Regions from separate parts of the Homo sapiens genome. Here regions 1, 3, 4 and 5 are each linked to region 2. The links are chromatin contacts, found by Hi-C or POLR2A ChIA-PET in ENCODE. All regions are on one chromosome and are shown on one strand. The core of a region is the stretch at or near the end of the contact, and the rest is flanking DNA. Distances in the headings are between cores, read along the strand shown. Region 1 holds the start of RPRD1A (regulation of nuclear pre-mRNA domain containing 1A). Region 2 holds the start of PIK3C3 (phosphatidylinositol 3-kinase catalytic subunit type 3). Region 3 holds the start of INO80C (INO80 complex subunit C). Region 4 holds the start of DYM (dymeclin). Region 5 holds the start of MAPRE2 (microtubule associated protein RP/EB family member 2).

Region 1 (2,700 bases), core at 32-2,531, 5.9 Mb before region 2:
TGGCTGTTACGTACATACATCATATAGCTTTCACAAGGTTCAGTAAGCAAGCGTCTATTTTGATTAATAACGGTTAAAACCTTTAACACTTGATAAAAAACCATCATATCCATCAGGATGTTTGCAACAATAATGAAGAGTGTCCACTCTACCCAATGAATTAAGAATTAAAGTACAAGCTCAGACTAAGCAAATGAAATTTTTTATTTTCAGTCGCACTAGGATAATTTTTTACAAAGTTGCTCTGCATACATGAACTGATTCTGAATATTTTAGTGACAGACATCTCAAAAAAGTTTACTTCATTTACAGGAACACTATCAAATGTTTTGCAAAACAAAGACACTGCATTAGGGCATATAATCATAGAATAGGAAAGGACTTTAGGTGACTTACTCTAAATCTCTCCTTTTCAGGTAAGGCATCTGCAACGCAGAAGTTATAAGAAACTTGCCCAATTGAGACCCTCTAAAATCTACAAATTCAGAGTCTTTTCCACTGCATTACCCATCTTCTTATATTAGACTTCTAAAACTATTCCTCTATTAATTTCACAAGAATAAGTTGCTGCGTTACAGAAATGACGGAAGTAACTCCCAAACCCACACCAATCTTTTTCTTTCCACTCCCCTACCTTCTCCCTCCCTTATCCTCCATTATCATTCACAGAATGAAAAAAATACCTGACCACCTGAATTTCTGGCCCTAATTGGGTGTGGAGTCCCAACCCCCTGCTACTGTTTCCGTGTTAAGCTAACCGGAGTTTTCTTTTTTAATTATTCATTCCTTTATTCAATAAATATCTAAGCCCAGACTTTGCAGAAGCGTGGTGCACGCAGCTCCTCCAAGCCCGCAGACCACCGCGCGCTGGCATCCCGACGCCGGGAAGCCGGGGGCGCTGGAGAAACGGGGTTCCCGGGGGCGCCTGGAGGCCGGCCGGGTGGTGGGAAGCGGCCGACATAAGCGGTTGACTCACCTTTCCGCAGCTCCCGCTCCCACACGGTGACGATGGGACGCGAGTGTTTACGGTGGTGAATGAGCCACAGGGACAAGGTCTGCACGCTCTGCTGCGAGTTGCTCAACTCCGACAGCTTCTTCTCCAGCGCCGCCTCAGAGAAGGCTGACATCCCTCCGACACCACGTTCACGCCGTCCCACGCGGTGGGGCCGAGGGGAGGAGAGTTTCGCCGCCCTAGCTGCGGCCTCGCCCCCTCACCCCACCCTTCCCCACGCTCTCACCACGGCCGCCGCTTCATCCAAGACCGGCCGCAAACCAGCAAGATGGCGTCCGGCCGGCAGTGACGTCACAGGGACCCACGCCCCGCCCCTCCCGCTGCAAGCCCTGGGAAAACGCGCGGCCGAGAAGTGGAACCGCCAGGCGGAAGGGGCGGAGTCGAAACAAGTGCAGGGGAGGCGGACAGGGGCGTGATGCCTGGGTTACTCTCAGAGGCATGGTGGGAGTTTGCCAGGCCTGAACCCTCCTTAATGGAAACTCTGTCAAAGAAGCAGTGATTACAGATCTCTACATAGGCATGTAAACTGGTATAAATTGGGGCAGGCACTTTAAAGACTATTTGCATGACCAATTACGGTTAAAAATACACCTTCCTAAATAGAGTATAGGATGGTGACCAGAGGCTGGGAAGGGTAGTGGGGGAGGGCTAAATAGAAGGACTAATAGAAGGACTAAATATAAATAGGACCTAGTATTTGATAGCATGACAGGGGACTAGAGTCAGTAATAATTTAATTGTACATTTTAAAATAACTAAAAGGATAATTGGATTGTTTGTAACACAAAGGATAAATGCTTAAAGGGATGGATACCCAACTTTGCATAATGCGATTATTAGGCATTGCCATGCCTGTACCAAAATATCTTATGTACTCCATAAATATATACACCTACTATGTACCCACAAAAATGAAAAATGAATAAAAATTTAAAAATTATAAGAATACTCTTTCCTAGCAATTTCACTAATTGCTGTCAGTGCTGGAAAAAACACCAGCATGTTTGCACCAGGAAGCTTATTCTAGGTGTTCAGTCCAACACAGTAACAGTGAAAAATTGGAACATTCACTGTTGCAGTCTACACAGATACGTCTATATTCCATAATACATGCAGCAGTTTAAAATATGGATTAATCCAAGATATGGTGGATTTGGAAGGGTTTGAGTGGGTTTTTATGAGGTTCTTTTTGAGAGAGGGCCTCACTCTCACCCAGACTGGAGTTCAGTGCCATGATCACAGCTTACTGCAACCTCGAATTCCTGGGCTCAAGCATTCCTCCCACCTTGGCCTCCCAAAATGCTGGGATTACAGGTGTGAGCCACCATGCCCAGCTGGATTTTTTTTTAATTACAGAAGCAAAAGTATAGTATACCACTTCTTGTTTAAAGGTATGTAGTTCATATGGGTTCACAAGTACGTAAACTCATGGCAAAGGTTTGGAGGAATACACACCACATGAATACTGGTCTCAGGGAGAGGATCAGAATTGGAGCCCTTAAATTGTGTCCATATTGTTTTCATTTTTACAAAAAGAATACGTGAATATATTACTTATATAGTTAAAAATTAATTACAGAAATCTCATTGTTAATCTAATGCATACACCATCATATTCTAAAATTTTTTTTGAGACCGGGTCTTACTCTGTTGCCCAGGCTGGAGTATGTGGTTCAGTCATGTTCACT
Region 2 (2,700 bases), core at 188-2,687:
GAGGCCGAGGAGGGCGGATCACGAGGTCAGGAAATCGAGACCATCCTGGCTAACACGGTGAAACCCTGACTCTACTAAAAAATACAAAAAATTAGCCGCGCGTGACGGCGGGCACCTGAAGTCCCAGCTACTTGGGGGGCTGAGGCAGGAGAATGGCATGAACCTGGGAGGTGAAGCTTGCAGTGAGCCGAGATCGCGCCACTGCACTCCAGCCTGGGCAACAGAGAGACGGGCACTCCAGCCTGGGCAACAGAGCGACTCTGTCTCAAAAAAAAAAAAAAAAAAAAAAAAAGAAATGACATAGCAGTTTGGGAGGCCAGGGCAGGCAGATCACTGGAGGTTAGGAGTTTGAGACCCGACTGGCCAACATGGTGAAACCCCATCTCTATTAAAAATACAAAAATTAGCCTGACTGGGTGGCGGGTGCCTGTAATCCCAGCTACTTGGGAGGCTGATGCAGGAGAATCGCTTGAACCCAGGAGATGGAGGTTGCAGTGAGCCGAGATGGTGCCAGCCTGGGCGACAATAGCAAAACTCCATCTCAAAAAAAAAAAAAAAAAAGAAATAAAGGCATAGAAAATGGAGACTTTCATTCAATATCATCATTAATAACCAGTAAGTAGGAAGTATTAAACTCAGCAATGCATTAGACAGCTAGCGGGGCAAGACACGGAAGTAAATGGCACACTGGTCTTACCTTCCAAGAGTTTTCAATCTAATTGGAAGGGAGTATTACAATTTTAGATTATAATAATTATAAAAACAAACATTATAGGAGCTCAGAGGGTTTAGAGATCTGTGTTCTGTAGTTATTACAGGAGGCCTCTAGATTCTAACTTGGGTTAGGGCTTGAAACTACATTGAATTTGAATATTCCCAGTTTAAACATGCACGCAAGTATTATGTCCAAAGTAGCATGAATACTGACAACACCAAACATGAAACCCAGATTTATTTATTCTCTATTTAGTCCTTTCCCTACTCTTTAGAGCAGAAAGAGAAAATCCTTGCTTGAGATAGCAAATTAGTGCTACACTTTTTGGGAAGGCCACTGGAATTTAAACCTGGCAAAATTCCAATTTTTGTGCTTGTAACCTGTTTAGCCGGCAGCCAGTGAAAGCTGTTATAATTCTTTTTGAATTGAATTTTCTTTCGTATTGTTTTAGGTACAGCTCAAGCTCAAATGATAGCGTCTCTTTTTCTTTAAAAAAAAAAAAAAGTGCTGTCAAGACAGGAAAACTGGAATGTAACCAGATTAGCCGTTTCCCGTATACATTTGCCCTTAAGCAAGATGGTGGGCGCCTTGTGCACATGCGCGGAAGGGTTGTTTCGGCGGGGAGTTCCGCCGCGTCGGAACTCGCTCCGGGCGTGGATTGGCGGCTTGCTGGCGGGGGCGGAACCGGAAGTTCCGTGTTGTGGGGCTCAGCTGGTTCATTTATGTTGTTTTTCCTGTACCTAAGTTCCCGCTGTAGGTGGTACCTTTGCAGACGGTGCGATGGGGGAAGCAGAGAAGTTTCACTACATCTATAGTTGTGACCTGGATATCAACGTCCAGCTTAAGATGTAAGAGAACACTCGGGACAGGGAGTGGGATTGCTGGGGCGTAGGGACGTGGGGGCAGGGGCCTGTTGGGAGTGAGAGGCAGAAAGTACGTGACTCGTCTCAAGGCCCAGATTGGGGGCGGCTGTGAGGGCTGTAGCCAGGGAGGCGCGAGAGAGTGGATCGTGGAGAGGGGCTCTTTTGGAAAAGGATTTAATACGTGGTCTCCGTGAGAAGCACAGCAGTAGGAATAGCCCTTAAGTTCCGCTGTATTTTACAGTCTTTAAAGTTTTTGCTGTTCAGCCTTTTGAGAGTTTATTACTATTTCATTGTAAATTAAGAAATCAAGTCTCGTCGTAAGTAAGAGGACGATCTTTATTTTGGAACGGGGCTTGTAGGGTGGAATGAAGGCTTCAGAAATTATGGAGAGGTAGACACAGGCAGATGCGATAGTTGAGAATAAGATGAGCACATGGTGTATTAGCACGGGAGGTGATAGAGGCCTAGAGTGAATCTTTGGGTAGTATGGCAGTGTTTAGTCAGGGAAGTTGGGAGTAAGTCGAAGATGAGGGTTCCAGTTTCAAAGGTACCAAGAAGATAGGAGAAAAGAGTCTTTGCAGGAAAACGTTGGGGCACCACGGCTGAAGTAAAGGTCAAGGGCGTGATATCTTGAGATGAGGATAATAGAACTGGTATAATGACGAGGGATGCACAAGACAGAGTTGGAAATTATGTCCCTTTTAAGGTGGTCATGTAGGAGTGTTGTCAAAGCTATCACAAATTATTGACCATAGCATCATCCATAATTAATAAACATTTCTTGTGTATGTTCAATTAATATTCAACAAATATGTGTCGGTCAAAGGCCTGCAGTAAGTGATAGATAAATTTTCTCAGTTGTCTGATGTACCTTTGAATGATCATTTCATTTTATTTTCAGAAGTCCCTTATTCGCTGACAAATACTTTACTTTTTAGTTTGTGGTGGTGGTGGTAAAAGTAATATGTCAACAACCACCTTGTACCTTTGTATGATACTTTATACACTCATTTAAGGTATTTTCCATAGCATACACCACTAGTAGTTTATACAGGATCAATATTGATAAAGGGCTTTCCTTCAGCTTGATGCTCAGTATTTCTTGGATATATGAATGCATTT
Region 3 (2,700 bases), core at 64-2,563, 6.5 Mb before region 2:
ATCTTGGGCTTAAGTGATGCTCTTGTAGTTGGGACTAAAGGCGTGCACCATCACGCCCAGCTATTTGTAAATTTGGATGGGGGTTGGGGAGCAGGTCTCGAACTCCTGTCCTCAAGCAATCCTCTCACCTTGGCCTCTCAAAGTGCTGGGATACAGGCGTGAGACAGGATTCTTGAAGATCTGTGGTTCAGCCAGTATTCTTGAAAATTTGTGCATTGTACTCTGTGTAAATCTTACTATAGCAAAGTATTTAATATTAAAAGGTTAAAATAAAAAGCACTACCAATCACCTACAGAAGAAGGAACAAGATTTCTAGAACAGCCACTGACTGACTGGGTGAACGGTGGTGTCACACCATATGCTGAGGAGCACAAAGTAACACACTCTATCTCTGCTTTTTTGCTTTGAATAAAATGCAGGAGCCAGAGAAAACACTAATCAAGCCACTCCCTGCTGAAAATTCATTGCTGGAATTACGGAACCTAGATTGTTCAGAGGCCCTGACGTCTGAGCCAGGCGCTGAGCTCAGTGCCTTTACACTCATTACTTCATAACCTTAACAAGCCCATGAGTTAAGACCAAACCTGCCTTTGGATTGGGAAACCCAGGGTCAAAAAAGCACTTTTCTCAGGATGAGAGAAAGCATACTTATCAATACATCTTGTATTCATCCATGCAGGACATTACAGCGCTATGCGCCTCAAAGACACTGGGTAGATGTCTGCAGAATGGACGAGGGGAAGACACGCAAATTTCTGAATGACTGACACTCATTAGTCCTGAACCTCATGCTAAAGGCGACCTCGAGGGGAAGAGGCAGTCCTTCTATTAATACTAAGTCAGTAATAACCTCCCTACTTCTTCTTCTCTCCTTACAACACAAGGCGTTGTAAGCCCATGTGTCCAAACGAAGGGAAAGAGTAGTCATTCACTCCGCGGGGCAGCGTCTTTCAACCCCAACGGAGACCGCACGCGCAGCGCCCCACATTACGCACGCGCCCTGGCTCGGCTCCGCCCCGCCAAGTCCCGTTTCGCGACGCGCACGCGCAGCCTGGGAGCGCGACTGCGTACCTGCGCAAAGCTGGAAGCGGACGCTTTTTTCTTCTTACTGGCGCCATAGCCCCCGCCGCTGCTGCCATTGTGGGAAGGGCTGGCCGGCCTCTTCTTGCTGTTCCGGACTATTCCGGGAGTGGAAGTGGTGGCCACAATTGGAATTTGCGCCGCCATCGCACTCCGAGTCTTCCCCTGGTCCCCCCACCTTTTTCCCAGCGCGGGCCTTGGAACTTCCTTTCCGCTGTTACTTCCGTCTTGATGCTTGAAAACCCGGCCTGGACTCCAAGCTGTAGCTGGCTTCTCTCGGTGCAATCTAAAAGGCGGAGCTCGGAGTAGCCTGTGCCGTCGGGACGGGAAGATGTCAGCGGGCGTTGTCCTGCCACTCGGGCGCTCTGGGCGTGGGCCTTGGGTGGGGCACGTGCCTGGAAATCCCCATTGATAGAGGAATAGAAAATCTCCCAATCTTTTTAAGTAACTACGTTTTAAAAAATTAATGAGCGTGTTGTCTTTTCTCATATAGAAGAGTGATTACTTTTGATGTCTGTAAGCCTAAAGCTGGGGTCGTTCTCAGTAGACCGCCAAGCTACTGGCTTCTCCCTCTATCCCTCCCTGCCTTCCCACGCGGAAAAGGTTTGTATATAAATAGCGCCCAAATGGACATGAAGGGTAGAGTGGTTCTTAATCTCTCCCTTTTTTTTTTTCTTTTATTTGAGACGGAGTTTCGCTCTTGTTGTCCAGGCTGGAGTGCAATGGCGCGATCTCGGCTCACTGCAAACTCCGCCTCCCGGGTTCAAGCGATTCTCCTGCCTCAGCCTCCCGAGTAGCTGGGATCACAGGCATGTGCCACCATGCCCGGCTAATTTTGTATTTTTAGTAGAGACGGGGTTTCTCCATGTTGGTCAGGCTGGTCTCGAGCTCCCGACCTCAGGTGATCTGCCCGCCTCGGCCTCCCTAAGTGCTGGGATTACAGGCGTAAGCCACCACGCCCGGCCGGTTCTTAATCTCTTAGGATTCACAGACTCTTGAGCATGGAATCTGTGCTTCCTATCCCTGCCGCACACCCCCACCTCCCCACCACCCCATTAAATGTATACAGACACAGACAAAATTTTACAGATTTCAGGGAGGTCACAGATCTACTAAAACCTATTTAGGAACCTGAGTCCCCCTACCCGCCTTGTTCTTTGCCTCATTCTACCCTATATTTTTACAGAACCTTTGCGACATCATATAACTAAATGATTTATAATCGGATGGTTAATGTCTTTTTTGGCTCCTGCTAGAATGTAATCTGTATGAGGGAAGGGTCAGTTATGTCTTGTTAACTTATCAGTCCCCCCAATCACAGTACCTTGCAAGTCATTGGTGCATTATAAGTATTTTTAATGATGTATTTAACGAATGAACTAACTCCCTGCAGTGATTGGTGGAAGCTACTATGTTTGAATACAGGAAGTTGATGTATATGAGTCTTGATATTTGAAATAAACAGGCTGCACAATGACTTAGAGGTGAGAGAGAAGGAGCAGTTAGGGAAACTTGCAATATTGTTACTGACATATTTTTTCCTTTAGAGAAAGGAATAAGCCTACCAGTGTTGAAATGTTCTTTCCCACACCCCATCTCCATCCCTATCCTCATCTAAA
Region 4 (2,700 bases), core at 174-2,673, 7.5 Mb after region 2:
TTTGCCCTATGTACTCAGTTTATGAGCTTAAGGCAGACACCTAACCTCTAAAAGACTAGTTCTTCATTTACAGAATGGGAATATTCATACTTGTCCGGTCTATCTCCAAGTTGCTGAGAGGATTATCTAAAATAAAACTTCAAAGCAGGATAATCACTCCAGAAATCCATATATTCATAAATTTCATCCTCTGCAACAACCATTCACCCATTCCTATAGATTCTCTTCCCTTCCACCTCGTTCTTCTCTTGAGCCCTCAACTCATCAGCCTAAGCACCTGAGTTCCTCTGGTGGACGCTACATTCCTCTCCACGGCCTCCACCCTCCAGGTTTTCATCCTTCAGCACATCACCCTTGCTCTACACACCCCTCTCTCCAACTTCCCCTCTCCTCTTTCAAGGAACTCACTCCATCTGTGCCCCCTAATCAGTCTATCCTGGGTACCCGCTTTGCTGGCCGATTACAATCATCCCATCACTTCTCTACCCCTGTTCAGTAGAGAACAGCTTTATCCAATCAGCTTTACCACACCAATACCCTCAAACCCCACTACTGCCCCCAGTTCACAAACACCCACCCTTTCACTTTTCAGTCAAAACACAATTGCTCAGGCAAATCCACGGCGACTGAAAGTAGATCAATAGTGTAGGGGAGAGAAGGAGGAGTGACTGCTAATGGGTACGAGCTTCTTTGGGGCGGGGGGGGCGGTGATTAAAAATGCTCTGGAGTTAAGGGTGGTGATGGCTGCTCAACCCTGTGAATATACTAAAAACCACTGAGTTGTACTTTTAAAGGGTTAATTTTCTGATATGTTAGTTATACCTCGATAAACTATGAATGTAAAAAGAAGAAAGAAAAACCCAACAGCTATTGCTCACCCTGCCCATCACACGCCCATTTGTCAGACCAACACCGCCCCATCTCCGGAAGCACCGACTTGGCCTTCGGTATCCCCCAACTCCCAACAGCGGACTCGGACAGAGGTCCGTCCGCTGTCAGCACAGCCCCTCCGGGTGGCCCAGGCGCCCGCGGGCAGGGAAGGGAGGGTCCCTTCGCCGCCGCCCCGGGGCGCTGGCCGGGTTGCGGAGGGTGGCCCCTGACCCCCTCTGACAGGAGGCCGGGGACAGCCAGGCTTTCGGGCCCGGCCGCGCTGAGGGGGGCGGCGCTACAGCCCACCTGTCTCAGCCGGCTGGGGGATCTGCTCCAGCTCCACGGACCCGCGGACGGATGGGAGGGTGGCAGAGGGGTCAGGAGAAGTCGCTGTCGCCGCCGCAGCCCAGGTGGCGCACACCGGCTCAGGCCTCCATGTTTCCACGTCTCAGCGGGTACAGATCCGGCTCCGGTCCGGCCTGCAGCTCGGCCCCGGCTCGGCTCCAGCCCGGGCCGCGTCGGTGCGGAGGCCAGGAGGCGGCGAGAGAAGAGGGAAGCGACCGAGAACGCGGCTAGGGACCAGACCCCCAGGCGCGCGCGCCAGCCAGGTGGTCACGTGGCACGCGGCGCGCGCGGGCTTCTGGAAACTGTAGTCCTTTGGGTGTTATTCGTGCCTCCGCCCTCCTAGTACCTCCTGGGCTACCGCAAAGCCACGTGGCGAAATCGAGAAGCGCAAAAACAGCCGTGCGCGGTGGCTCACGCCTGTAATCCCAGCACTTTAGGAGGCCGAGGTGGACGGATCACGAGGTCAGGAGATCGAGACCATCCTGGCCAGCATGGTGAAACCCCGTCTCCACTAAAAATACAAAAAGTAGCTGTTTGAGACAGGATAATCGTTTGAACCCGAGAGGCGGAGATTGCAGTGAGTCAAAAAGTAGCTGTCTGAGGCAGGAGAATCGTTTGAACCCGAGAGGCGGAGATTGCAGTGAGTCGAGATCGGGCCACTGCACTCCAGCCTTGCGACAGAGCTCGACTCTTCTCAAAAAAAAAAAAAGAGAGAGAGAGAGAAGCGCAAAAACCTCACCTGCCGGGTGCTAGAGTCAACCTCACCTGCCAGGTGCTAGAGTCCTCGCTCATGCTACACCGCTCGTTCTGGCGGCTTAACCTTATTAAGGCCTCTGTTAATTGCAGCTGAATAACCATCCCAAAGTCAAGCAATATTGTGTGGGATTCTGGAGAATTGAGAAATAGCAAAATAATTTTTGATGGAGGCAGCTGGCAGGGCTAGCCCTGCCTGCAAAGTTGTCGGAAAGGACAGGTCCCACGGGAAAGAGTAGCAATATGAGATAGTGCCAAAACTATGGAATTTGAAGTCAAATGAGCTGAGGTTTCCACACTGACGTCTTTGAGCAATTACTTCACCTCTCTCAGCCAGTTTCCTCACCTAAAATATATGCATGATGATGATTCTGCCATTACAGGAAATGTTGACATGACTGTAGTAATAACAATTCACATTATGGATTATTTTCTATTTGCCATGCACTATTATTTCGCAAAATGACCCTATGGAACAGATAGCACCGTTATTCCCATTATATAGTCAATATGTGCCAGTGTACTCTGTAAAGTACTATACAAATATTAGGTATTCTTTTCTAGCATAGACTGCCAGTAAATTCACTGAGCTTGCAGAATTATGACAGGAAAACATATTAAAACCCAAAGTAGACTGGGCCCTGTGGCTTATGCCTGTAATCCCAATACTTTGGGAGGCTAAGGTGGGAGGATCACTTGAGCCCAGGAGTTCGGAAGGACCAGCCTGAGCAA
Region 5 (2,700 bases), core at 154-2,653, 6.9 Mb before region 2:
CCTGAGCAACTCGGTGAAACCCTGTCTCTACTAAAATACAAAAATTAGCTGGGTGTGGCGGCGTGCGCCTGTTATCCCACCTACTCAGGAGGCTGAGGCAGGAGAATTACTAGAACCCAGGAGGCGGAGGTTGCAGTGAGCTGAGATTGCGCCACTGCACTCCAGCCTGGGTGACAGAGCGAGACTCTGCCTCTAAAAAATAATAATAAAAAAAAAATCTCTCCTCTCTGGAGGACAGTACTGAACATATGCAGGGTCTTTTCAGTTTATAATCTAATCCGTAGACTGCACAGTGCTAGCAATTCTGTTCACAGTTATCTTTTCACAACAGTCATCTTGGAAGTACTTGATTCTTACCTTGATTTATAATATTTATTGAGCTCACATTACAGATCATTACTGTCCAGTCACATTGATAAAACCATGTCACTTGGAAGCTCCAGTTCACCACTCCTAGCTGTGTGACCTTAAGCAGTTTACTTAATCTTACTAGTTTACTCATCTTTAAAATGGGAATAATAATAGTATCTGTCACATAGCCAATATATTTGAAAGCGGTATTGCAAGGATATAGAACAGCTTGAATGTTAAGCACTTTCAAATACTAAGTGAGGTGATCACTTTTGTAATTCAAATGGAAATAGAATAAATGTCAATGAATTAATGATCTGTATCAGGAGGCAGCATAAAGAATTTGAATTGGAGGGTTTTGGGTAACTGGTAAAATGGTGGTTATCTTTTTTTAAAAGAAAAACCCTCTTTGGGGATTCCTTTGTACAGATGATCTCTTAATTTGCCATCTTTAATCCTCACATTATTAAAGGCTACATTGATTAGAAGGAAATACAGCTTCCTTGTAGGTTTTTAGCTTTTTGGCTTGTTTTTGGGGAGATGGTTGCTGCTATTTGGAGAAAGGGAGAAAGGCAGAAATTTTAACCTTAGTCTGATACCTTTTCTACAAGCTGGCCACCAGGTCCTTTTTAGGTTTTTCTGAAACCTGACCAAGTTTAATTGTCATGGCATAAAAACTTGGTATTGAAGGAGTTAAAGGGTCTCCCACACCCCTTTGCATGAATCGTTCTTTTGTGTACACAGCTGCAGTGGCAGCACGGGTCGGAAAGGAAATGGTTAGAGGAAGAGCTGGTTTTCAGACAAGGCGAGTCTGCGAGGGGGGCTGCAGGGTGGCCTGGGGTTTTACATGCCAGATGTAGGCCTGCCCCGGTGCCTGCCTGGAGCTGCTGGCGTGGTCACGCCGCGACCCTGTGCGAATTGAGGCGAGGTGATGAGTTAGCGGGTTGCCATGGCAACAGGCTGGCCACGTGACCAGGGTGCTGCTGCCGGCGCTCTGACGTCAGCTGCCAGAGGGCGGGGCCGCAGGAGGGCGGGGCGCGAGCGAGAGCTGGGAGAAGGCAGTGAGCGAGCAGGCGGCAGGCACGGTCCGTGCGGAGCAGGCGAGCGAGCGGGAAGACGCAGCCACCTTCCTCACCAGCCAGCCCACAGCGGTTTGTTCCCCTTCTCGGGAGTGCGCCAATGCCTGGGCCGACCCAAACCCTGTCCCCAAATGGCGAGAACAACAACGACATCATCCAGGATAATAACGGGACCATCATTCCTTTCCGGAAGCACACAGTGCGCGGGGAGCGTTCCTACAGGTAATGGGGCTGGCACGAGAGCAGCGCCGGGGACCGCCGTGAGGGCGCGCGGAAATCCAGCCCGTTATATAATGGAGCAGACACTGCCTGCGACCCCTGCTGCAGGCATGCATTTGTGAAGGCGGTTGTGATTATTTGGTATCTGTTTCCATGTGTCATGTTGGGTTTGCATTGAGGCTCCGCGACTGCAGATGGAAAGCATTTTGTGAATAGGTTTGCTGCCTTCGAGGGGTCTCCCTCCATCTCTTTCCTTCCACACTGATAAAAATGCATGCTGTTTTCCCCCGCTGTCCAAAGGGAGACAGGCAGTAGCACTTCCTTTCCTCCTTCCCTTTTAGATTTTAAAGGAGCCATTAGGTAGCAGTGCCAAAAGGCAGAAAACGGGAGGGTGGGGAGAAAAACGTTTGCGCTTAACCTGGAGAGTGTGCAGGAAAGATGGAATCCTCTAGATTAAGCTGCAGTCTGTGATGTTAAACCGCCAGATTGATGGAGCTTTGTAAGAATTCTGCTCGCTGATTGGTGCAGGGATTGACAGCAGAGGTGATAGTGTCAGACATTCACCAAAATTTTCTCCATAGAACCCTAGGTTTATTAGAAAGAGACTGGACTGCAAAGGACTTGAAAAAAACTGGGCGCTGTTATGCATTTTCTAAGGAGTTTATGGCCACCGCTTGGGTGGGGGAGCCTTTCCTTCTTATTTACAGTAGGAAGGTGATTCCTGGTCTTTTGCTGAGGTCTGTTTTGAGGATGGGACTGATCTTGGTCATTGTATTGTGAGCCTTTTGATTAATGAGTTGGCCTGTACGGTTGGCATCATTTTTACATTAACATATCTGGCAATATGTTCCAGTAGATAAGCTCATTAAAATTGTTTGCATTGTTTGATAAGGATAACAATGTAATGGAGAATGCAGCTAGAGTCTTATGCAGCTCAAGGCCAGACTTGAAGGGAGACTGATAGCTTCGGTCATATTTCCTCTGAAGTTCTTTTGTACTGGGGTAGTTATTTTTAAATGTTACCTTGATAAACGCTAACAATGCTTTTGCT

The links. Hi-C counts contacts between places; a loop is a spot of excess contacts on that map. ChIA-PET counts read pairs that join two places held with the same protein, here RNA polymerase II (POLR2A). Pooled maps may share reads with other maps.
Region 1: a map of CD8-positive, alpha-beta T cell shows a loop between it and region 2 (8-fold over the local background). The contact joins the promoter of RPRD1A here to the promoter of PIK3C3 in region 2. A Hi-C loop is called at or near these places in 1 of 168 maps with a recorded cell type or tissue (CD8-positive, alpha-beta T cell) and 9 of 50 pooled maps. POLR2A ChIA-PET finds 5 or more read pairs at or near these places in 1 of 52 experiments (activated T-cell).
Region 3: a loop to region 2 is called in a map of CD8-positive, alpha-beta T cell, with 14 times the contacts of the local background. The contact joins the promoter of INO80C here to the promoter of PIK3C3 in region 2. A Hi-C loop is called at or near these places in 5 of 168 maps with a recorded cell type or tissue (B cell, CD4-positive, alpha-beta T cell, CD4-positive, alpha-beta memory T cell and 2 more) and 10 of 50 pooled maps. POLR2A ChIA-PET finds 5 or more read pairs at or near these places in 1 of 52 experiments (CD4-positive, alpha-beta T cell).
Region 4: a pooled map shows a loop between it and region 2 (22-fold over the local background). The contact joins the promoter of DYM here to the promoter of PIK3C3 in region 2. A Hi-C loop is called at or near these places in 4 of 50 pooled maps.
Region 5: a loop to region 2 is called in a map of CD8-positive, alpha-beta T cell, with 10 times the contacts of the local background. The contact joins the promoter of MAPRE2 here to the promoter of PIK3C3 in region 2. A Hi-C loop is called at or near these places in 2 of 168 maps with a recorded cell type or tissue (CD8-positive, alpha-beta T cell and naive thymus-derived CD4-positive, alpha-beta T cell) and 9 of 50 pooled maps. POLR2A ChIA-PET finds 5 or more read pairs at or near these places in 1 of 52 experiments (activated CD8-positive, alpha-beta memory T cell).

The regions. Positions count from the first base shown.
Region 1 is chr18:36,066,278-36,068,977 of GRCh38, forward strand. It overlaps RPRD1A (regulation of nuclear pre-mRNA domain containing 1A), which reads right to left and starts at 1,282. Exons shown (of 7, transcript NM_018170.5): 1 at 977-1,282. The coding sequence starts at 1,127. RefSeq lists enhancers at 982-1,121, 1,005-1,520, 1,232-1,461.
Region 2 is chr18:41,953,797-41,956,496 of GRCh38, forward strand. It overlaps PIK3C3 (phosphatidylinositol 3-kinase catalytic subunit type 3), which reads left to right and starts at 1,438. Exons shown (of 25, transcript NM_002647.4): 1 at 1,438-1,563. The coding sequence starts at 1,496. RefSeq lists an enhancer at 1,216-1,395.
Region 3 is chr18:35,496,647-35,499,346 of GRCh38, forward strand. It overlaps INO80C (INO80 complex subunit C), which reads right to left and starts at 1,314. Exons shown (of 5, transcript NM_194281.4): 1 at 1,073-1,314. The coding sequence starts at 1,228. RefSeq lists enhancers at 332-481, 752-871, 1,222-1,491.
Region 4 is chr18:49,459,222-49,461,921 of GRCh38, forward strand. It overlaps DYM (dymeclin), which reads right to left and starts at 1,424. Exons shown (of 18, transcript NM_001353214.3): 1 at 1,177-1,424. RefSeq lists a silencer at 823-1,402.
Region 5 is chr18:35,040,010-35,042,709 of GRCh38, forward strand. It overlaps MAPRE2 (microtubule associated protein RP/EB family member 2), which reads left to right and starts at 1,404. Exons shown (of 7, transcript NM_014268.4): 1 at 1,404-1,652. The coding sequence starts at 1,531. RefSeq lists an enhancer at 1,364-1,513.